Regions from separate parts of the Homo sapiens genome. Here region 2 is linked to region 1. Evidence: chromatin loops called from intact Hi-C (ENCODE). Cell type or tissue: chondrocyte. All regions are shown on one strand. Each heading gives the region's core, and the rest is flanking DNA. Links, peaks and the distances in the headings are about the cores only.

Region 1 (13,984 bases), core at 2,602-10,601:
AACACCGGGGTACACCCAAGAACGGAGAGGGCTTTCTCCCCACGTGTTAGCCAGGGGGCACATTTCCCCCGCGGCGGCCGCCCATGGCCGGGCCTTGGCAGAGCTGTCCCTCGAATCCGGGCCGAGCCGGGGCCGGCCCCGAAACCCGCTCTGGGAGGGAAGCCACGCCCGGCCCCAGGAAAGGAGCGACGGGAGGGCCCGCGGGAACGGCCTGGCCCAGGCCCGCGCGCCCTGCCCTGTGTTCCCGGGAGGCGCGGTCTCCTGGCGGCAGGGGAGTCCCGGGAGGGCGCAGGGCGGCGCAGAGCCTGGGATCCCCGAGGGTCAGGGCGAGCCGGCGGCCAGGGCGCGGCCGGGCGGGGAAGCCAGGGGCGGAGGGGGCGCGGTAAGCCCACGGAGGGCTGACTCATCCTGGCGCCGCCCTGACTCACCCGCGGCCGCCCTGGCAGCCCCGTCCTGCCGCGCCCCCTCGCGGCCACGCGCGGAAGCGCAGCCGGGGTGCCCCGCCCCGCCCCGTCCGCGCCCTCCTCGGAGCGCCGAGCTGGCTTTGAGCTCTGGCGAGAAAGCGCCAATCGGCGGCAACCCGGGAATCCAAGGACATATGGGGTGCATTGGAGTATTTTTCCATTTTCTTGTAGATAATGAGGTCTCGCTCTGTCGCCCAGGCTGGAGCGCAGTGGCGCGATGTCGGCTCACTGCAACCTCCACGTCCCAGGCTCAAGCGATCCTCCCGCCTCTGCCTCCTGGGTAGCTGGGACCACAGGGGCGCGCCGCCACACCCGACTAATTGTTTCGTTTTTTGTAGAGGCCGGGTATTGCGGTGTTGTCCAGGCTGGTCTGGAACTTCTGGCCTCAGCCCATCCTTCGGTCTCGGCTCCCAAAGCGCTGGGATTATAGGCATGAGCCACTGCCCCCGCGCCCACTTCTGCTTCTAAAAAATGAGTTTCAGGGCCCTCTCCTGGTACCCCAAGCCAAGGCCAAGTGGGAACTGGAAGCTGGAACAGCCCAACTACCCACCCAGCCTGCAGAGGAGAGACCAGAAATAGCCCTTAGCTTCCAGGGAGATGGCGAGTGACCTGATCCTGCGCCTGGTCGGCAGGCCCTTGAGAGCAGTGGCCTCCTCTGTCTTGCTCTCCACCCGATCCTGACTTGTAAGCCCCGTTTGCCCGCATAGTCCCACAATGTACGAAATGAATGGATGGATGAGGGGCTCTGGGGTGCAAGGGAGAAGGAAGCAGGCAGAAAAGCCTTCCTCATCGGGGGGCTTCCTCCTCCACTGTCATCCGCAAGGGACTAAGGTCCTGAATGTGAGTGCCCAGCAGATCCATGCCTGGCCCCAGCACCCTGACTCACAGCCCTCTGCCTGGGACAGTTACCCATTTCTCCTTCCCGGTGGAGCTGGGTCCTGAGATGGTGGCAAATTCACTGGCGTTGAACAGAGACTGGACTAACGAGGGTGACCAGCACTTACCCGGTGCCACCTACCATTGTGCTGAGCCTTTGTGCATAGTTTTGTATTTAATACACCTACCGTGGGCGGGAGGGGGCTGCTATTGTTGTGCCCATACTAGGAGAAGGGAGTGAAGACTTAAGGAATGGCATAAGGATCATTTGCATAGCTCTTAGTTATTTGAGCAACACATTCATTTAATTCCACAGCAATGTGGGGAATGAGGGACTCTTCCCTGCTTTCCAGGTCAGCAACAGGAAAAACAAATGATTTGCTCAAGGCCACACAGCCCCAGTCCTCAAACACCAAGTTCTGGCCTTTTTCCATTTCCGGCCACTGCCACTCCACCTTTCCCCACCCCTAGGCAGCAAGAGTGACTCACTCTCTGAACTCACTCCACATCCCAATTCCAGCACCCATGAGTAACTCTCCCTTTGGATAGCTTTGCACCAAGAACAAACCTAAACAAACCCTCTGCTGGGAGGTGAACTCCTCCTTCTGTTTTGTTCCTGCTGTGTCTCCAGTTCCTAGAATGGCCAGCTCCTGGGGCTCAATAGGTTTGTTCAGTGAACGAAACCTAGACCAAAGGATGCCAGGCAGTGCCTAACAGACCTCCAAAAGACTGGAGGAGAAGGAAGTGAAGGAGTGGGGGTGGGAGTCAGTTCTGGTCCTAAACCTCCCCGGAAAGAAAAGAGATACTTCCTAGCGTTCCTTTAGTGGCCAGTCTTCATGCCTCATATCCTATGGGGTCAGAAAATTCTTCCTCAAATCTAGCCTTGATCTTATTCTCACATTCCCCACACACCTTAGGGGCAGGAAATGAGGTTGGTGTCCTCCAGGCTCCACATGGCTGCTTCCAGAAGTTACGCCCCACCCCCACCCCCACCGCACCCCCTCATGAACATCCTTTCAGGGCATCCCATTCCAGCGCTCTCTCCTCGTCGCTGTCTTCCTCTGGCCTCCTGCTCGGCCCCTGGCTCCCGTCTTGCTCTGCACCCACTCCTCTCATTATTCTAGGCAGCCTCCTCATCCGCGCGGGGGACCTGTCTGCCACCAGGGCCTCCTTGTTCCTTGTCCTCTTCTGCTCTGCTGACCACTTCCTCCACCCCAGCCTCCCACTCCTGGGGCACATCCTGACCTTGTCCTTTACCTGAAACTGACCTACCTCCGAGGCCCTGTCTCCATCCCCCTCTCTGTCCACCTGTCCCCCAAGGCCATCCCTCCTCTGGTTTCTCCTCTCACTTCAACCAGTAGAGAGACAAGGGTTCCTCATGAGAGCCACTCCTTTGCAGAAGTCCCCCATTCCCTTCCCTCTCTCTCCCTCCCGTCATACTCTCCTGACAAAGCCTTGCCCCAGATGAACCGCTCCAGGCCACACCAACAGCGCCCAGCATTGGTGGAGGAAACACAACCACCAGAGCAGATGAGGGCACTGTCACTTCTTGTCGTCACCCTCCAGTGGGCTCCCAGTGGCACCAACAGACCTAAGATGTTTGTGAAGTTGGTTCTCGCCCACTCTCCGCTGTGGCCACCATGCACAGTCTCCAGTGGCCTAGAACTCTTCTCCCCCAACCACGCCCCCTATTTCAGCTGACACACTGCTCCCTTCGTGGGGGATGTAGAGTCATCAGACAAGAACTTTCTTAACTTCCTAAGGCCAAATTCACCACTTACATGAGACCCCGCCTCCTATTTCTTTCCTGATAGCACAAAAGAGGGGCCCCCAAAAGCCAGCTGTCCACAGGCACTCTGGACTCTGTCCTCTCATGTGTCCCCACTCTGCTGACTGCATCTTTACCCTCTCCCTGCCAGATCTTCCCTTCAGCATCAAAACATGCATTTGGGGGCTGGGTGCGGTGGCTCACACCTGTCATCCCAGCACTTTGGGAGGCCAAGGCGGGCAGACCACCTGAGGTTAGACGTTCGAGACCAGCCTGGCCAACGGGGGGAAATCATCTCTACTAAAAATACAAAAATTAGCCGGGCGTGGTGGCGCTCGCCTGTAATCCCACCTACTCTGGGGGCTGAGGCGGGAAAATCGCTTGAACCCAGGAGATAGAGTTTGCAGTGAGCCGAGATCGTGCTGCTGCACTCCAGTCTGGGTGAAGGAGTGAGACTGTCTCAAAACAAAACAAAACAAACAAAAAACATGCATTTGGTAACACGGGCATCTTAAAAAGCCAAAACGATCACCCAAAGCTCCCTCCTTTCCACCTCCCCCTCACTCACGACTGCGCCCCGTTTCTCTGCTGTCTTTCAGAGCCCAGCTTCTCCGGAGCTGCCTGCTCACGAGGCTGCACTCCCTCTGGCCTCTGCCACTCCCTCCCGGCTGGGCTGAAACTGCTCTTGTCCAAGTCACCAACAGCCTCTGCGCTGCCTGCCGAGCACAGTGGGTGCCTCGTCCTCTCCCCATCGTCCTTCACAGTGGTCGCCTCCATTGTAGGCCGCTCCCTGCTCAGTCAGCTCCTGGCACTGAGCCTCCTGCTTTTCCTCCCACTCTGTGCCTCCTCCACCCAACTCTAAGCATCAGGGGCTGGTCTCGGCCCCCTTCCTCTCCATTTGCAATCTGCCTAGGCCTAGGCCATCGCTTACCTTAGATACCATCCCCAGCACCTTGACTCCCAAAGTCTCTCTCCGGCACAGACTTCCATTCAGCTCAAGACTCATACCTGACTGCCTACTTGACCTCACCACTTGAAAGCCTCCAGGACCTTAAAACAGAGCCTCACTGTCCACCCGTCCCATCAGCAGGCCCACACCACATGACAGGCCAGCCCCACTGTGACCCACACCACAGAACACCCTTGCACTTTTCACTGCGCCCAATCTCTCCTCCACCCCAGCCAGAGTGATTCTGGAATTTGTACCATGTTCATGTATTTTATAATTTCTAAAACATTAATTAAAAATAAAAAAAAACTTGAAAGCAGGGTATCAAAGAGATACCTGTACACCCAGGTTTATAGCAGCGTTATTTGCAGCAGCCAAAAGATGGAATCTGCCAGGGTACAGTGGCTCACACCCATAATCCCAGCACTTTGGGAGGCCAAGGCAGGAGGATCACTTGAGCCCAGGAGTTCAAGACCAGCCTGGGCAACATGGCAAGGCTCTGTCTGTACAAAATTTTTTTTTTTTAATTTAAAAAATTAGCTTGGTGTGGTGGTGCTTGCCTGTAGTCCCAGCTACTCGGGAGGCTGACGCAGGAGGATCACTTGAGCCCAGGAGGTTGAGGATGCAGTGAGCTATGTTTGTGCCACGGCACTCCAGCCTGGGCAACAGAGTGAGACTCTGCTGCAAAAACAAAACAAAACAAAACAAAAAAACAAAAAAAGGAATCTTCCCAGTGTCCATCAGCAGATGAGTGGATAAACAAAATGCTACATACAGTGGAATATTATTCAGCCTTAAAAAGGAAGGAAATTCTGACACATGCTATAACATGAATGAACAGTGAGGACATTATGCAAAGTGAAATAAGCCAAGGACAAGCACTGTATGATTCCACTTAGCATCGTCAAGATCACAGAGACAGAAGTAGAATGGCGGTTGCCCGGGGGAGAGGAGAATGGGGGGTTATTGTTTAATGGGTTCAGACTTTCAGCTTGGCAAGGTGCAAAGAGTTCTGGAAATAGGTTGCACTGCAGTGTGAACGCATTTAGCACAACTGAAATGTACCCTTAAAAATGGTTAAGATGGGGCCAGGCATAGTGGCTCACGCCTGTAATCCTAGCACTTTGGGAGGCTGAGGCGGGTGGATCACCTGAAGTCAGGAGTTTGAGGCCAGCCTGACCAACCTGGAGAAACCCCATCTCTACTAAAAATACAAAATTAGCTGGGCATGGTGGCGCATGCCTGTAATCCCAGCTACTCAGGAGGCTGAGGCAGGAGAATCACTCGAACCCAGGAGGCGGAGGTTGTGGTGAGCGGAGATCACGCCATTGCACTCCAACCTGAGCAACAAGAGCGAAAGTCCGTCAAAAAAAAAAAAAAAAAAAAACGTTAGGATGGTACATTTTATGTTGTTTTTTTTTGCCATTATTAAAAAGAAAAACCCATAAATTAGCTCAAGTTTCTTTCTCCCTTGCTTTTACTTTTTGGTTCTTTGAGAGGAAGTCTTGCTCTGTCGCCCAGGCTGCAGTGCAATGGCGTGATTTCGGCTCACTCTGCCTCCCGGGTTCAAGTGATTCTCCCGCCTCAGCTTTCACCATGTCGGTCAGGCTGGTCTCGAGCTCCTGACCTCAGGTGATCCACCTGCCTTGGCCTCCCAAAGTGCTGAGATTACAGGCGTGAGCCACTGGCCCAGCCTCTCCCTTGTTTTAAACTCCACGATGGTGTACTGTTTCCCTTAGAATAAAGTCTGAATTACTGACCTGGCCTAGAAAGCCCTGCTGACTGCACCCCCTGCCCAGCCAGGCCGGGCTCTCCCTCCCTGAAGACAGTCCCGGCTTCACCTTGAGCTAATATGCTGTTTCCTCGGACAGGCCTCCCCTAGCCAGTGTACCTGCAGGTTTCCCCACCGTCTCTGCTGTGCCCTGTTCATTTCTTTGGAGCACAGTTCCCAGTGTGTAGCTACACGCTTGTGTGTTTAGTGTCTATCTCCAACCCCCACGACCGCCGTCACCACCTCCTCCAGGCATGAAGCCCCCCGAAGGCAGGAACCAACGCTGCTTGGTCGCCAGACTGTCCTCAGCACCCAGCACAGCTCTGGACATGTCCTTGGTGCCTTCCACATCTTTGCTGATGAATGGGTGAGGCTCTCTCTCAGTGCAGCAACAGCGCAGAGCTGGACACTCCAGGAACTGAACCCCAGCCTCACCACTTCCTAGCTGTGTGACCCGGGCAATCTTTAGCCTCTTTGAACTTCAGGCTCTTCATTGGTAAAATGGAGACATCTTGCAAGGTAGTTTGAGGCTTGTATTAAATAACCTATAAAAAGTGTTTTCCCCTGGTCAACCAACTGGTCCCTAACATCACTGTATTCTACCCCTTCAAGGGGATACTACTACTTAGGCAATAATTCTTGACTTTTGGTGGGAGAAGACGGTCACATACACCTTTGAGAACTTGATTACAACTATAAACTACCTCTAGATAGAGGTATATACACTTACTCAGACATATATATATAAATTCTGAGGTTCACTGACCATAAAAAGTCCTACCATGGTTGCCAGGTTAAGAACCCTGAATGTAAGGAAAGAAACGAAATTAATGTGGTTAAAGAGCTGAAAGCTCTTTGGGTAGCCGTCAAGAATACGTGGAGAAGAATAGGAACGCCAGACCCAGGGGGGTCCAAGGCTGGCGTCCCTAGTGCCACAGTGCCCTCTGGTGGTAGATCATAATCATTGCTGCGTACTCCCAGGCCAGAGGAAGAAATGTAGGACTCGGAAAATGCCGGAGTCCACTCTGTCTCCCCTCAAGCCTCCAGATTTGTACACCCATCTGTCCTTCAGTCATCTTCCCCACAGCCCATCTCTTAGGAATTTGATATCTCTTAAGGCAGTGAAATGTTTCTCAGAGTGAGGCCCAAGGACAGTTTACTCAACAGGTCCTCAGGTAGACAGATAGTTTCAGAGGACAAAGTGATCAACAATTTTGTTCCTCTACTTTTCACAGATCTGAAAAATGACAGCGATTATGGCTGTGACAGAAATATCATTACGTTCTAATAATGATTATGTTTTTAATAATTATTACAATCTTAAAATTGGCACAAGGGGTTTCCAGGACTGCTTGAATTACCTTGACTAATCCTTTTGTTGGCTTGTTTGTTTTTTGAAACAGGGTCTTACTCTGTTGCCCAGGCTGGAGTGCAGAGGCTCAGTCTCAGCTCACTGCAGCCTCAACCTCCGGGGCTCAAGAGATCCTCCCACCTCAGCCTCCCAAGTAGCTGGGACCACAGGCATGTACCACCATGCCTGGCTAATTTTATTTTTTGTGGGGACAAGGTCTCACTATGTTTCCCAGGCTGGTCTCCAACTCCTGGGCTCAAGCAATCCTCCTACCTCAGCCTCTCAAAGTGCTGGGATTACAGGCATGAGCCACTGTGCCCAGCCACCTGGGCTAATCTTATTTTCCATCCTATGCATGTTGTTGTTTATATTTTAAAATATGCTTTATGCATTCATATGCTTGTGCAATATCTGCAAATTACAAAAGTTATTAAATGGCTCAAAAGTGCTTCACTGACTCATCAGAGTAGCAATGAAAATGAAAATATACATCTGACAGCTCAGAATAATGTCATCCACATAAACAGTGAACAGGATTTCACTGGGAATATAAAATAGCTGTATGTGCTAGGAAGAAGGAAAAATGTAAATGATTATTTAGCCCAAGCAGCAAAGAGAAACTGTAGAGAAGAGCTACCTCAGAGAGTATCTAGAAACTGGGTTTTACTGGCTATTCACTCCTTGTCCTCAGTGAATTATCTGCTATGAAATGTCAGATCTTGGCTCGAAGTCATCAGATCTTTTGTATCAGTCACAATCAGAGTCTACTGATTTATTTTTTTTTCCAGAATAAGCAGAAAGCAACATTTCCCAGAATAAAAATTTAATTTTGTGCAAGAATATAGCATATCCTTCAAAACTGCCCTCACTCTTACAGCTGCAAGTCACTGGATGGCAAAGAAGTCAGACAAACCAGCTGGGAGGTTAATGACATTAATACTTACAGAGAAGCAGTTTTATCAAATGCCACTGTTGCATGTCACATAACCATGGCAACCAGCACACAAGAGCAATCACCATGATGTGTATGTACTAGCAGAGTCCTTTTTTTTTTTTTTTTTTTGAGACGGAGTCTCGCTCTGTTGCCCAGGCTGGAGTGCAGTGGTATGATCTCAGCTCACTGCAACCTCCAAGTGATTCTCCTGCCTCAGCCTCCTGAGTAGCTGGGATTACAGGCGCGTGCCACCATGCTTGGCTATTTTTTTTTTTTTTTGTATTTTTAGTAGAGATGGGGTTTCACCATGTTGGCCAGGCTGGTCTTGAACTCCTGACCTCATGATCCGCCCACCTCGGCCTCCCAAAGTGCTGGGATTACAGGCGTGAGCCACCGCGCCCAGCGAGAGTCCTCTTTATGGCTGCAAAACTCCTGATGTACAGACTGAAATGGCTTTTGTGTGACTCAGGCTGCAGTCATGAAGGACACATTCCTTTCAACATGGTCTTGTGGAAACAGGCAGCATGTACAAGGGAATGCTTCCCCATCACTCCAACGCCCCACCCCACACACACACCATGAGCTACTCTGACCCTAGAGAGCAAAGGTGAACTGCGTTTTGTTTTAATTTGGCATTTTAATTGAGATACAATTCACATAATTTAAAAGTCACCATTTTAGGCCAGGCGTGGTGACTCATGCCTGTAATCCCAGCTCTTTGGGAGGCCGAGGTGGGCGGATCATGAGGTCAGGAGTTGGAGACCATCCTGGCTAACACGGTGAAACCCCGTCTCTACTAAAAATACAAAAAATTAGCCAGGCATGGTGGTGGGCACCTTGTAGTCCCAGCTACTTGGGAGGCTGAAGCAGGAGAATGGCGTGAACCCGGGAGGCGGAGCTTGCAGTGTTGCAGTGAGCCGAGAGCGCACCACTGCAGTCCAGCCTGGGCGACAGAGCAAGACTCCATCTCAAAAAAAAAAAAAAAAAAAGTCACCATTTTAAAGACCAGGTACAATGGCTCACACCTGTAATACCAACACTTTGGGAGAACAAGGCAGGCAGATCGCTTGAGCTCAGGGGTTTGAGATCAGCCTGGACAACATGCCCAAGCTCCATCTCTACAAAAAATAAAATAATTAGCCCGGTGTGGTGGTGTGCACCTGAGGTGGGAGGATCACTTGAGCCTGGGAGGTTGAGGCTGCAGTGAGCTCTGATTGTGCCACTGTACTCCAGCTTGAGCGAAAAAGTGAGACCGTATTTAAAAAACAAAAAAAAAGTTAGTCCGAATTCTCTCCCTATGCTGTCCCCTGGCAACTGCTAATCTATTTTCTGTCACTATGGATTTGCCTATTCTGGACATTTTATATAAATGGAATCACACAATATCTGACTGGCTTCTTAACAAAATGTTTTCAAGCTTCATGCATGTGGTAGTATGCAACAGAACTTCATTCCTCTTTACGGCTGAATAACATTCCATTGTATGGTTATGCCACATTTTGTTCATTCATTAATCACATCACTGGATGGACATTTGAATTACCTTGGCTAATTTTTTTTTTTTTTTAAGAAAGGTTCTCACTCTGTTGCTCAGCCTGGAGTGTAGTGGCGTGATCTTGGCTCACTGCAGCCTCAACCTACCAGGCTCAAGAGATCCTCCCGCCTCAGCCTCTCAAATAGCTGGGACTACACATGCCACATTTAGTTCATTCATTCATCACATTGCTTGATGGATGTTGGGGTTGTTACTACTTTTTGGTATTATGAATAATGCTGCTGTGAACATGTATGTACAAGTCTTTGTGTGAACATGTTTTCTCTTCTCTCAGATATATACCAACAAGTGCAATTGCTGAGTTATATGGTGATTCTATATTTAACTTTTTGAGGAGCTGCCAGACTGTATTCCACAGCAGCTGAATCACTTTACATTCCCACCACCAGTATATGCGGGCTCCGATTTCTCTATAATCACACCAACACTGGTTTTTTGGTTCTTTTTTTTTTTTTTTGAGATTGAGTCTCGCTCTGTCACCCAGGCTGGACTGCAGGGGTGCCATCTCGGCTCACTGCAACACTGCAAGCTCCACCTCCCGGGTTCATGCCATTCTCCTGCATCAGCCTCCCAAGTAGCTGGGACGACAGGTGCCCACCACCACGCCCTGGCTAATTTTTTTGTATTTTTAGTAGAGATGGAGTTTCCCTGTGTGTTAGCCAGGAATGGTCTCGTTCTCCTGACCTCGTGATCTGCCCGCCTCGGCTTCCGAAAGTGCTGGGATTACAGGCGTGAGCCACCGCGCCCGCCTGTTTTCCTTTTTTTTATTGTATAGCTATCCTAGTGGATGTGAAGGGATATCTCATTGTGGTTTTGATTTCCATTTCCCTAATAACTAATGAAGTTGACCATCCTCTCATGTGTTCATTAGCCATTTCTATATCTTCTTTGAAGACTATTCAGATGCTTTGCTCATTTTTCAAATTGGGTTGTCTTGACTGTTGAGTTGTAAGAGTTCTTTGTATAGGCCGGGCACGGTGGCTCACGCCTGTAATCCCAGCACTTTGGGAGGCCAAGGCGGGTGGATCACCTGAGTTCAGGAGTTCAAGACCAGCCTGACCAATATGGTGAAACCCTGTCTCTACTAAAATAACAACAACAACGACAACAACAAAAAATAGCCGGGCGTGGTGGCGGGCACCTGCAGTCTCAGCTGCTCGAGAGGCTGAGGCAGGAGAATCACTGGAACCCAGGAGGTGGAGGTTGCAGTGAGCCGAAATTGCGCCATTGCACTCCAGCCTGAGAGACAGAGCGAGATTCCATCTCAAAAAAAAAAAAAAAAAAAGAGTTGTTTGCGTATTCTGGATGTTAGGCCCTTATCAGGTAGATATTTTGCAAATATAGTCTTCCATTCTGTGGATTGTCTTTTCACTATCTTGTTGGTATCCTTTAACCTACAATGTTTTTAATTTTAGTAAAGTTTGATTTATCTTATTTTTTCTTTGATTCTTGTGCTTATTTCTAAGAAACCATTTCCTAATTCAAAATCATAGAGATTTTCACCTGTTTCTCCGTTTTTTGTTTTTTGTTTTTTTGAGACAGGGTCTCCTTCCGCTGCCCAGGCTGGAGTACAGTGGTGCGACGTCGGCTCACTGCAGCCTCAACCTCCCAGGCTCAAGTGCTCCTCCCACCTCAGCCTCCCAAGAAGCACACCATCATGCCTGGCAAATTTTGTTTTATATTTTGTAGAGACAGGGTCTCACTATGTTGCCCAGTCTCCACCTATATTTCCTTCTCAGATTTTTATAGTTTTAGCTCTCACATTTAGATCTTTGATATATTTTGAGTTAAGTTTTACGTATGGTATGATATGAGTTCAAATTCATTCTTTTGCATGTGGACATCGATTTGTTTCAGCATCATTTGTTGAAAAGGCTATTCTTTCCCCCACTGAATGGTTTTGGTAATGTTGGTAGAAGTCAATCGACCATAGATGAGTGGACTGGATTCTGTTCCGTTGGTGCATGGACTGGATTCTATTCCATCCGTGTGTGGACTGGATCCTGTTCCGTCGGCGCGTGGACTGGATCCTCTTCCGTCGGCGCGTGGACTGGATCCTGTTCCGTCGGTGTGTGGACTGGATTCTATTCCCGTCGGTGTGTGGACTGGATCCTGTCCCGTCGGTGTGTGGACTGGATTCTATTCCCGTCGGTGTGTGGACTGGATCCTCTTCCGTCGGTGCGTGGGCTGGATCCTGTTCCGTCGGTGCATGGACTGGATTCTGTTCCGTCGGTGTGTGGACGGGATTCTATTCCCGTTGGTGTGTGGACTAGATCCTCTTCCGTCGGCGCGTGGACTGGATCCTGTTCCGTCGGTGTGTGGACTGGATTCTATTCCCGTCCGTGTGTGGACTGGATTCTATTCCCGTCCGTGTGTGGACTGGATTCTGTTCTGTCGGCGTGTGGACTGGATCCTCTTCCGTCGGCGCGTGGACTGGATCCTGTTCCGTCGGTGTGTGGACTGGATCCTCTTCCGTCGGCGTGTGGACTGGATCCTGTTCCGTCGGTGTGTGGACTGGATCCTGTTCCGTCGGTGTGTGGACTGGATTCTATTCCCGTCGGTGTGTGGACTGGATCCTGTCCCGTCGGTGTGTGGACTGGATTCTATTCCCGTCGGTGTGTGGACTGGATCCTCTTCCGTCGGTGCGTGGGCTGGATCCTGTTCCGTCGGTGCATGGACTGGATTCTGTTCCGTCGGTGTGTGGACGGGATTCTATTCCCGTTGGTGTGTGGACTAGATCCTCTTCCGTCGGCGCGTGGACTGGATCCTGTTCCGTCGGTGTGTGGACTGGATTCTATTCCCGTCCGTGTGTGGACTGGATTCTATTCCCGTCCGTGTGTGGACTGGATTCTGTTCTGTCGGCGTGTGGACTGGATCCTCTTCCGTCGGCGCGTGGACTGGATCCTGTTCCGTCGGTGTGTGGACTGGATCCTCTTCCGTCGGCGTGTGGACTGGATCCTGTTCCGTCGGTGTGTGGACTGGATCCTGTTCCGTCGGTGTGTGGACTGGATTCTATTCCCGTCCGTGTGTGGACTGGATTCTGTTCTGTCGGTGTGTGGACTGGATTCTATTCCCGTCGGTGCGTGGACTGGATCCTGTTCCGTCGGTGCATGGACTGGATTCTGTTCCGTCGGTGTGTGGACGGGATTCTATTCCCGTTGGCGTGTGGACTAGATCCTCTTCCGTCGGCGCGTGGACTGGATCCTGTTCCGTCGGTGTGTGGACTGGATCCTGTTCCGTCGGTGTGTGGACTGGATTCTATTCCCGTCCGTGTGTGGACTGGATTCTGTTCTGTCGGTGTGTGGACTGGATTCTATTCCCGTCGGTGCGTGGACTGAATCCTGTTCCGTCGGTGCATGGACTGGATTCTGTTCCGTCGGTGTGTGGACGGGATTCTATTCCCGTTGGCGTGTGGACTAGATCCTCTTCCGTCGGCGCGTGGACTGGATCCTGTTCCGTCGGTGTGTGGACTGGATTCTATTCCCGTCCGTGTGTGGACTGGATTCTATTCCCGTCCGTGTGTGGACTGGATTCTGTTCTGTCGGTGTGTGGACTGGATTCTGTTCCATCCGTCTGTTTATCTATCCTTATGCCAATATCACATCGTCTTGATTACAGTAGCTTTGTAGTAAGTTTTGAAAATTAGGAAGTATGAATCCTTTAACTGTGTTCTTTTTCAAGTTTGTTTTGTTTATTTTAGGTCCCATGCAATTCTGTATGAATTTTAGGATCAGCGTGTCCATTTCTGGGGTTTGGGGGGACAGTTTCTATAGAGATTGCATTGAATCTGTAGATAAATTTGGTATCAACATCTTAACAATATTAAGTTTTTAGACAATAAACATAGGCTGTCCTTTGATTTTATTTAGACCTTGTTTAATTTCTTTCAACAATATTTTTCAGTGTACAATTATTGCATTTCTTTGGTTAAATTTATTCCTGGCAGGGCGCAGTGGCTCACGCCTGTAATCCCAGCACTTTGGGAGGCTGAGGCGGGTGGATCACGAGGTCAGGAGATTGAGACCATTGTGGGTAACACAGTGAAACCCTATCTCTACTAAAAATACAAAAAATTAGCCAGGCGTGGTGGCGGGCACCTGCAGTCCCAGCTACTTGGGAGGCTGAAGCAGGAGAATGGCGTGAACCCGGGAGGCAGAGTTTGCAGTGAGCCGAGATGGTTCCACTGCACTCCAGCCTGGGCGAAAGAGTGAGACTCCGTCTCCAGAAAAAAAAAAAAAAAAAAAAAAAAAAACGCTTATTCCTAAGTATTCTATTCATTTTGATACTATTCTAAGCAGACGGTCTTCTTAATTTCA
Region 2 (8,000 bases), core at 1-8,000, 320 kb before region 1:
CACTGCAACCTCTGCCCCCTGGGTTCAAGTGTTCAAGTGATTCTCCTGCCTCAGCCTCCTGAGTAGCTGGGATTACAGGCACCTGCCACCACCCCCAGCTAATTTTTGTATTTTTAGTAGAGAAGGGGTTTCACCATGTTAGCCACGATGGTCTTGATCTCTTGACCTGGTGATCCACCTGCCTCAGCCTCCCAAAGTGCTGGGATTACAGGCGTGAGCCAGCACGCCCGGCCAGCAATTCATTTTTTACAAAGGCACCGACATAATTTAATGAGGAAAGGATCATCTTTCAACAAATGGTGCTGGACCCACTGGATAGCCACATGGGAGACCCCTACTTTATACCACATTTAAAATTTATTCCTCATGGATCATAGACCTAAAAGTAAAACTAAACTATAATGCTTCTAAAAGAAAACATAGGATACTATCTTCATGACCTTAGAATGGACAAAAACTTCTTAAACAGGACATAAAAAGCACTAACCATAAAAGAAAAACATCTATAAACTGAATTTTATCGAAATTAAACTTCTGATCTTCAAAAGACACAATTAAGAAAAATAAAAGCTGAGCCACTGGCTGAAAGAAAATATTTCATTAGATACCTTATAAAGGACTAGTATCCAAAATACAGAAAAAAACTCATAATCAATCATTAAAGGGCAAACAACCCAATTTAAAAATGGCCAAAAGCTTGAACAAACACATCACAAAAGATGATATGGCCAATAAGTATGTAAGATGCTCCACATCATTAGCCAACAGAGAAATGCAAATTTAAAATACTAGAAGATTCTGAAATTAGAGAAGCAGTAAGGAAAAAATGCTAGAAGATATCACTTCACAATGGCTAAAATTGAAAAGCATGACAATACCAAGCATTGGTGAGGAAGTAACTGGAACTCCCATAGAATGCTGGAAAAAACTTCTCCCTGAGAAGCATGGTAAGTTGCAAATTGTGTCTCTGCTGTTCTCTTGTATCCCCAGCATCTGGCCCCTACTTGGCACCCCTACACTCACAGAGGAGGTAAGTTCAGCTAGGAACTTGTTTTCCTGTTTGTTTTGTTTCGTTTTTGAGACAAGGTCTCGCTCTGTCACCCAGGCTGGAGGGCAAGTGGTGCAATCATAGCTCAGCGCAGCTAGGGACTTGTTGAAGCGGCATAAGGTAAGAGCGCCTTATTTATATCTGCATCGGACAAAGAAGCAGCTTCGAGACACAGGACTGGGAGAAAAACAGGGCTGGCAACTTTTTATTTTGCAAAGTAAGAGTGTTTTAAACAATTTTAATAAAATAAAAACCAAAAAGCAGCCAGGCGCAGTGGCTCACGCCTGTAATCCCAGCACTTTGGGAGGCCAAGGTGGGCAGATCACGAGGTCAGGAGATTGAGACCATTCTGGTTAACACGGTGAAACCCCGTCTCTACTAAAAATACAAAAAAAAGAAAAAAATTAGCTGGGCATGGCGGTGGGCGCCTGTAGTCCCAGCTACTCAGGAGGCTGAGGCAGGAGAATGGCGTGAACCTGGGAGGCGGGGCTTGCAGTGAGCCGAGATCTCACCACTGCACTCCAGCCTGGGCGACAGAGAGAGACTCTGTCTAAAAATACATACATACATACATACATACATACATGCATACATACATACATACATACATGCATACATACATGCATACATACATACAAAAAGCTACCAAGCTACCATCTACTGTCTCATCATTCCCTAAAAATTATTAGCTTTGCTTTCAGAAGAAAAACAAATTATAGTTCTTTTGACCCTTTCCACCTTCGTACCCCCAAAAAACAGAAAGAACGTAATCACATAATCCCAGAATTTTTTAAAGAATCAATTTAGCTTTGTGAGAAACCAACTCTGTTGTCATTCTTTTTCTCATTTTGCCACATTTAGTGATCACCATTCAGAGATCCATTCATTGGGGTCCTGAGGCTTTTCTATTATGAATCACCAAGTCAATTTGGAGCACCCAGACAGACGACCTGTCCCAAGGTCAAGGTTAGGAGTCAGTAAGCTTGCTCAGAGATTAATTTAAACCATTTGCTCTCATAAATCAAGCCATGAACTTGGCGTGTCTTCAGGAGCAGGCAGAAGGAAAAGCCAGTGAGGACAGGGCAGTCAGGGAGGCAAAATCCCCACAGCAGGAGGCAGAGGGCAAAGTTAGGCCAAGAAAAGGAAAGGTGGAGGGCAGTTATGCGAGAAGAAAGATTTGGAAGAAAAGGGAAAGGAGGCAGAAAATAAGCCGAAGGGGGCAACAGTGTTAAGGGTGTGGCAGGGGCTTGGAAGAAGCAAGGGAGGGAGGAGAGAGCATGGAAGTGAATGGAGGGAACAGCCTGCTCTGCAGCATGTCTCCTACCCGGCAGGGCCAGACCACAGCTGCACACGATGGACAGGACTTGTTTGGGCACTGCTGGATTTCCTGGCTGCTGCTGGCTGGGGGTATGTGTTCCACATTTCCCCGTTCAAGGGGAGGGCAGAGCTGCCCTTTGGGTTTTCCCCAGAACATTTGATCACCGCAGGAAACATCCTTCTCAGGAGCAGCCTCTTCCTCCTCCTGCTGAGCAAGTTCCCAGCCAGCCCCAGAGTTCACTTGTTTAGGTCTGAGCAGCCAATTAGTCCTGCTTTCCTCACACAGTTGTCCTCCTAAAACTGCCTTGCACACCCCTCAGGGCCCCTTTCCATGTATTTCATCGACGGCTCGCAGCCCTTCCATCCATCTCCCCGTGTTTCCCTTTTCTCACCCCGGCTTCTGGCTGCCGGTTATTCATTCACCATGCCCTTCCCTGGAAGGTCTATTCGACATTCAACCCATTCATTGCTCAAGGTCCACTCAGGGTTGCCCTCCTCCGGGACGCCTTTCCAGGGTTCCACAGCAGAGTGACCTCTCTTCCTCATGCTTTCTTTGAGCAGTCAGCTGTCAAGCCTCATCTCAACCACTTGTCAGCACAAACTGCCTCCTGCTGCTCTCCCTTTAGGTAAGAGCACTGGCTTCCCTGGGAGGCAACGGAAGACTCACATCTCGGGCAACACTGGCACTTCAGCCCAACGTGGGCAGTTCAAGCCGACCTACCTAGACCTAATTCACCACAGCTACCCCCAACCCAGGAGGTGTCCCAGAGACCCTTCGTGGCAGAAGACGTAGTAAGACTAGCGGAGGACGCTGAGCTAGAACGGGATCAGCAGAGGCCGGATTCAGCAAGGCTTGAGAGATGCATAGAGGGAGGGCGAATCTAAGGGATCTCAAGAGAGAGGAGGTGGCTTGCACTCCCCTGGGAGATACCAGAATTCTGGAGAAAAAGAAGAAGAATACACAGGCCAAATGGGGCCATGGATTTTTGAGTATTTGGAAACCTACATCTGAGACTGGATTCTAAAGGTGGATTTCTCCAGATACGGAGGAAGCGGCTGTGGCTCCCTCTGAACACCAGAGGGCACTGCAGGGAGTGAGCGGGCCTGCCCTCCAGAGAGCAGGCTGCAGTGCCGTCTCCACAGGCTGGCATTGAGGTGGGCGGCCTGCTGTCTCCTGACTGCCCTGATTGGACTTCAGTGGACATCCCAGGAAAAAGGGATGCCACACGACTCCAGGCAGCATTGTTTCGTTCCATATGGAAGCCCAGATGTGTTCTAGGAGGGTTGTTACACAATACACACACACACACGCACACACACACGTGTGCACACAACTGGGCCCCAAATCCTAAAACATCAACTGGGATTTTTAAAAAATAAGCAAAAGGAAAACCACATACTTACCTTCTTCCTAATTAAGGAATGCTCTCTCTGAATCATTCTCTCAGAAACAGCTGTGTCTCCTACAGACCCATCCGCTCCATACTTCTTTTATTAAGCCCATACTTTGAGCATGATACCTCTAATTGCCATGAAGAACACAGATGTAGAACATCTACCTGTCCCTTGTCCTCAACAGTGTAAAACGCACCTGCACGACCTCTTGGCCCCCACCCCCTCCCCTCTGGCCACTGTGCTGCCTGCTTATAAGAGGCTCCTCTCCACCTTGCTGCAGCCCCGACTGTCTCACCGAGCTGAGGGAGACAAGCACTTCCCTGTACCCTCTGAGAAAGCCATCGCCATAGTTCATGCATCTAGCTCACAAGAGACTCCTCTGACCAATGGCATTTTCTAAAACAGCAGAAGCCCCACATCCAGAAGGGAGCTTGAGGAAGAAGCCAAGGCCCCTCCTGAGCTTGCAGGCCCTGCCCTGCCGCCATGGGCTCAAAACTTCCCAGTGAGGTGTTACTAAAAGTCACAGCTGAAACCCACGGAATGCCAGTTTCATCTCCCAAACTAGGAACGAGGAGTCCACCTCTCAGAACCACCTCAAGGAAGTATTCAGAACAAGCATCGTCAGCATGGCCTGGCAAAAACAGGGTGAAATATTTGAAACCATCCAAATGTCCCGCAATAATAGCTTGGTTGTATACACGAGGCACATCCATTCAAAGGAATGTTGTGTAGAGCCTTGCACATAGGAGGTGTCTGATAAATATTTGTTGACTAATTTTTAATATTTTCAAAGAACGGTGGTGCTGTTTCTTAAAATACATAAAGGGATACAGAATTGTAAACATAGTATCATAAGCCTGGCAAATACTGTGTTTATTCTGAAAACTCAGGAAGAAAATGTTTGCAACTTATAAAACTAAAATTATAATTATTTCTGAGGCATGCAGTTTGGGTGGGTGATTTTTAGTCTCTTCTTTATTATTGTCAATTATTGTTTATAATCAGAAAATAATGAGAGATTTATTTATTTAAAGACCGCAGTGAGGTCCCACTGCCTGGGTCCCACACGCGTCCAGTCCATGCCCTCGGTCCCCATTGAGCCTCTCTTACCAGGGGGCAGGGGTTGCAGGTGGTCTTCCTGCACTCCAGCTTGAATCCAGAGATGACCCCCACCTGCACCATGCAGCGGCAGGTCGTGCACACATCGATCATCACAGTCTTCCCGGGCTGGAAGCAGAGGCACCAGGGTCAGGCCCCCCAGCATCCCCCAACCCCCCACTCACCTCACTCTCATACCCTGTCTCCTGCCCACCCACCCATAGCTCCCATGAGCCATCGCTCTGCTGCTCCTCCTGTCTCCTATGGCCCACTGCCTTCCCGTCCTCCCACCTCCAGTATCAAGATGGTAAGAGTGAGAACTTTCATGCCAAAGAGGCAGCCCAGGTAGTGGCAGAGGGGACAAACTAAAACGTGCACAATGACTTCAGAGTGCTTCTCTGCACACAGAAGAAATGCACAGGTGCCTGAGGTGGGGGCCAGGAAGTGAGTGTGAGACAGGCCCGGAGAGTCAGGAAGATGGTCCTAGCCTGGGCTCCATGATGCCAGGCACGTCCCACAGGCAGTGGAAAGCTGGGGTTGGGTCTCTCTGGTTTCCTTCATTTCTGCTTTACAATGACTTGCCTGCTCCCCTTCCCACAGTACCCCCTTCCCTGTCCCCACCACTTGCTCTGGAGAAGAGGACAGCGGCTCACCCCAATGACAGTGCCATTGAGCATGCAGGCCTCCATGCGCTCTGGGGGAGAGAAAAGTGCAGAGTGAGAGTGGGCAAAACACACCCTGGTGAGACCGGCGAGCAGGCTGCTCTCTTTGGGGCTCCTCCTCCGTGTCTGGGCCTCCCTCCTGTATCGGTCGGCCCTTTCCCCCCACCCCACAACCCAGCGCTGGGGGTCCTACTGCTGGAGCCCACAGCGGCCTCCCTTCCCCATGCAGCCCACAATGAGAAGAGCCCCGTACGTTCTCCAAGTGACAGCGCTTGCTTATGTGAATTTACATTTAAGAGATGGGATGAATGGGAGGATGTTTGGGTTTATGAAACAATGAAACGCTACTCTTGAAAATTTCAGTTTCAAGAATTCAGTGGCCAGGCACAGTGGCTCATGCCTGTAATCCCAGCACTCTGGGAGGCCGAGGTGGGCAGATCACTTGAGGTCAGGAGTTCAAGACCAGCCCAGCCAACATAGCAAAACCACATCTCTACTAGAAATACAAAAATTAGCCGAGTGTGGTGGCGCACGCCTGTAATCCCAGCTACTTGGAGGCTGAGGCAGGAAAAGTGCTTGAACCCAGGAGGCCAAGGTTGCAGTGAGCCAAAATAGTGCCACTGCACTCTAGCCTATCCAGAGATAGCGCCAGTCACTCCAGAGTGAGAATCTGCCTCAAACAAACAAACAAACAAATAAATAAAATTCAGAGCAGGATATGGTAGAAAGAACTAGTTTTTGTTGTTGTTGCCATTTTTCTGTTTGTTGGCAGCGTTGGGGTGGCAAGTTGAACGCCTTCCCCTGGGTGAAACGTCACAGCATTTCAAAGGTGGTCTCCAAATCAGAGAAGCCTAGGGCCGAATCCCAGTCTTGCCATGTAGTGATCTTCAGGAAATTCCTATGGTTTTCCCATTTAATTTGCTTTCTCATAAAAGCAGTAGGAGCAGATGGGAAGATTTCGGTCCTATCCATTTCCCTAAGTTGCTAAAAAGGCAAAGAATTCAGGAGCCAAAAGTGGAAAGAGAGGCTTAAAGGTGGTGCCCGGTCCAGCCCAGCCCCAGCCTGCATGCCTTACCACAGCGACAGCTTGGGCAGCACGCTGAGGTCTTACAGCTCAGCTGAAAGCCCGAGGGGCAGACAGGGACCTCCAGCTGGGGGCAGGAGACGTTCCTTTGTTGTATAAAGACCTCCTCCTTCACTCGGACACACTCATTGATGAGGCAGGGGTTCTCCGGGGAGGCCCACTGGGAGCCGACCTGCAGGGCACCAGAGTTAGTCCAACAAGCTGGGGCAGGGCTGGAGCCCAGGGTCCCATTGGGAATGTGCTCTTCTCTCAGGAAGGTGGTTTCTAGACGTGAAGCCTGGCTTAACATGTAAGTCCCACCACAGGGTAGGGCCCACGGAGGGGATGAGTGGGGCTCGTCTCAGTGAGCACCACTCAAACAGTTTGGGTCAAAATCACCTGACTGAGGCACCCAGGCAAGCACCTTGGAGAAGCCAGGGGACTCACCCTCCCTTCCTCAGCATTGGTTTGAGCTGAGCTCAGATACTCCGGCCAAGAAGCAGCACTGTGGGCCATCAGTGGGAAGGTGCAGCCGGGAAGCTCAACCCATTTCCCAGGCTGGTGCCACTTCCCATGGTAAGGGGAGACAGGGAGCTGGCAGAAGCCCGGGAAGGCTGGCCTGGGACCCCTGCAGCCCTGCAATCTGTCCACGAAGACTGCACATGGGTAGCCTGACCCCAAGGGTTGTCACCACGGGCAAGAAGCTGAAAGGGCCCAAGACCATGGTTCAGAAAAGTCACCAGGAGGATCTTCCCCAGAAAATGTCACTCCGAGTGCCCTCTGTGTCGGCCAGCACCCAGATATGTAACTAGGTGCCCTCTGCCGCCATCTCAGGCCCTGACCTACTTCTCCTGGTGCCTGCTTATTTCTTCTCCTTCCAGATGAGGTGTAGAAAATGCCAAACACTTGCAGCCATTCTCTTCACCCCCCACTCCTGACTCCCTGTGGCCAAATCTTCCCACTGCAGGCCTGATTCCACCCTCCAGACTTCTCCCTCCTCTGATTACTCACTCACTGAGCCTTGGCCACTGGCTCATTAAGAGGACCCATTGCCACCACCCCCCGCTGACCCCTGACATGGTTCAGCAGCAAAGCCATTGCCAACACCCAAGTCTTTTAGGTAAGATGGAGACTTGAGGTAGAGGAGAGAAGCCCAGGTCACCTTATGCTTTGCAAACACTGATGAGGGGCAGGGTGGGGTAGGCCTTGAAGGGAGATGAGAGATGGGGAAAGGGGCAGGAATACTGAGCGCAAAGGGACCAGCTCTCAGCCCCACCAGGATGGGGCAGCCCCTGATCTGAGCTGGACCTTGACCCTGGGGAGAAGAAACAAAACCTGCCTCCATCCAGGGCACATGGGAGCAGAAGCACTAAAAGGTGGGGAGGGGAGAACACAGGGAAGAGAACCCATAGGCAAC

The links. Peaks named below come from ENCODE experiments on the same cell type or tissue, not always from the same donor. Only the 100,000 strongest peaks of a DNase experiment are listed, where the experiment ranks them.
Region 2: a loop joins it to region 1, with 9 times the contacts of the local background. A loop is called at or near these places in 3 of 110 quality-filtered maps.

What each region holds. Positions count from the first base shown.
Region 1 is chr12:6,278,420-6,292,403 of GRCh38, forward strand. The region is part of intron 2 of LOC105369625 (a long non-coding RNA gene); the gene reads right to left. Among named protein-coding and RNA genes, the nearest start is that of PLEKHG6, 25 kb to the right of the region's middle. RefSeq lists a silencer at 95-574 and enhancers at 1,584-1,878, 2,710-3,209. In chondrocyte, for the core only: CTCF peaks have their summits at 6,773 (motif pointing left), 7,013 and 10,051; DNase peaks (open chromatin) are centred at 3,842 and 6,022.
Region 2 is chr12:5,962,616-5,970,615 of GRCh38, forward strand. VWF (von Willebrand factor) reads right to left here. Exons shown (of 52, transcript NM_000552.5): 45 at 6,596-6,776; 46 at 5,512-5,552; 47 at 4,871-4,987. Among named protein-coding and RNA genes, the nearest start is that of ANO2, 21 kb to the left of the region's middle. RefSeq lists a silencer at 3,386-3,572 and enhancers at 5,178-5,679, 6,952-7,565. In chondrocyte, for the core only: CTCF peaks have their summits at 3,431 (motif pointing right), 3,639 and 7,471; DNase peaks (open chromatin) are centred at 3,481 and 6,753.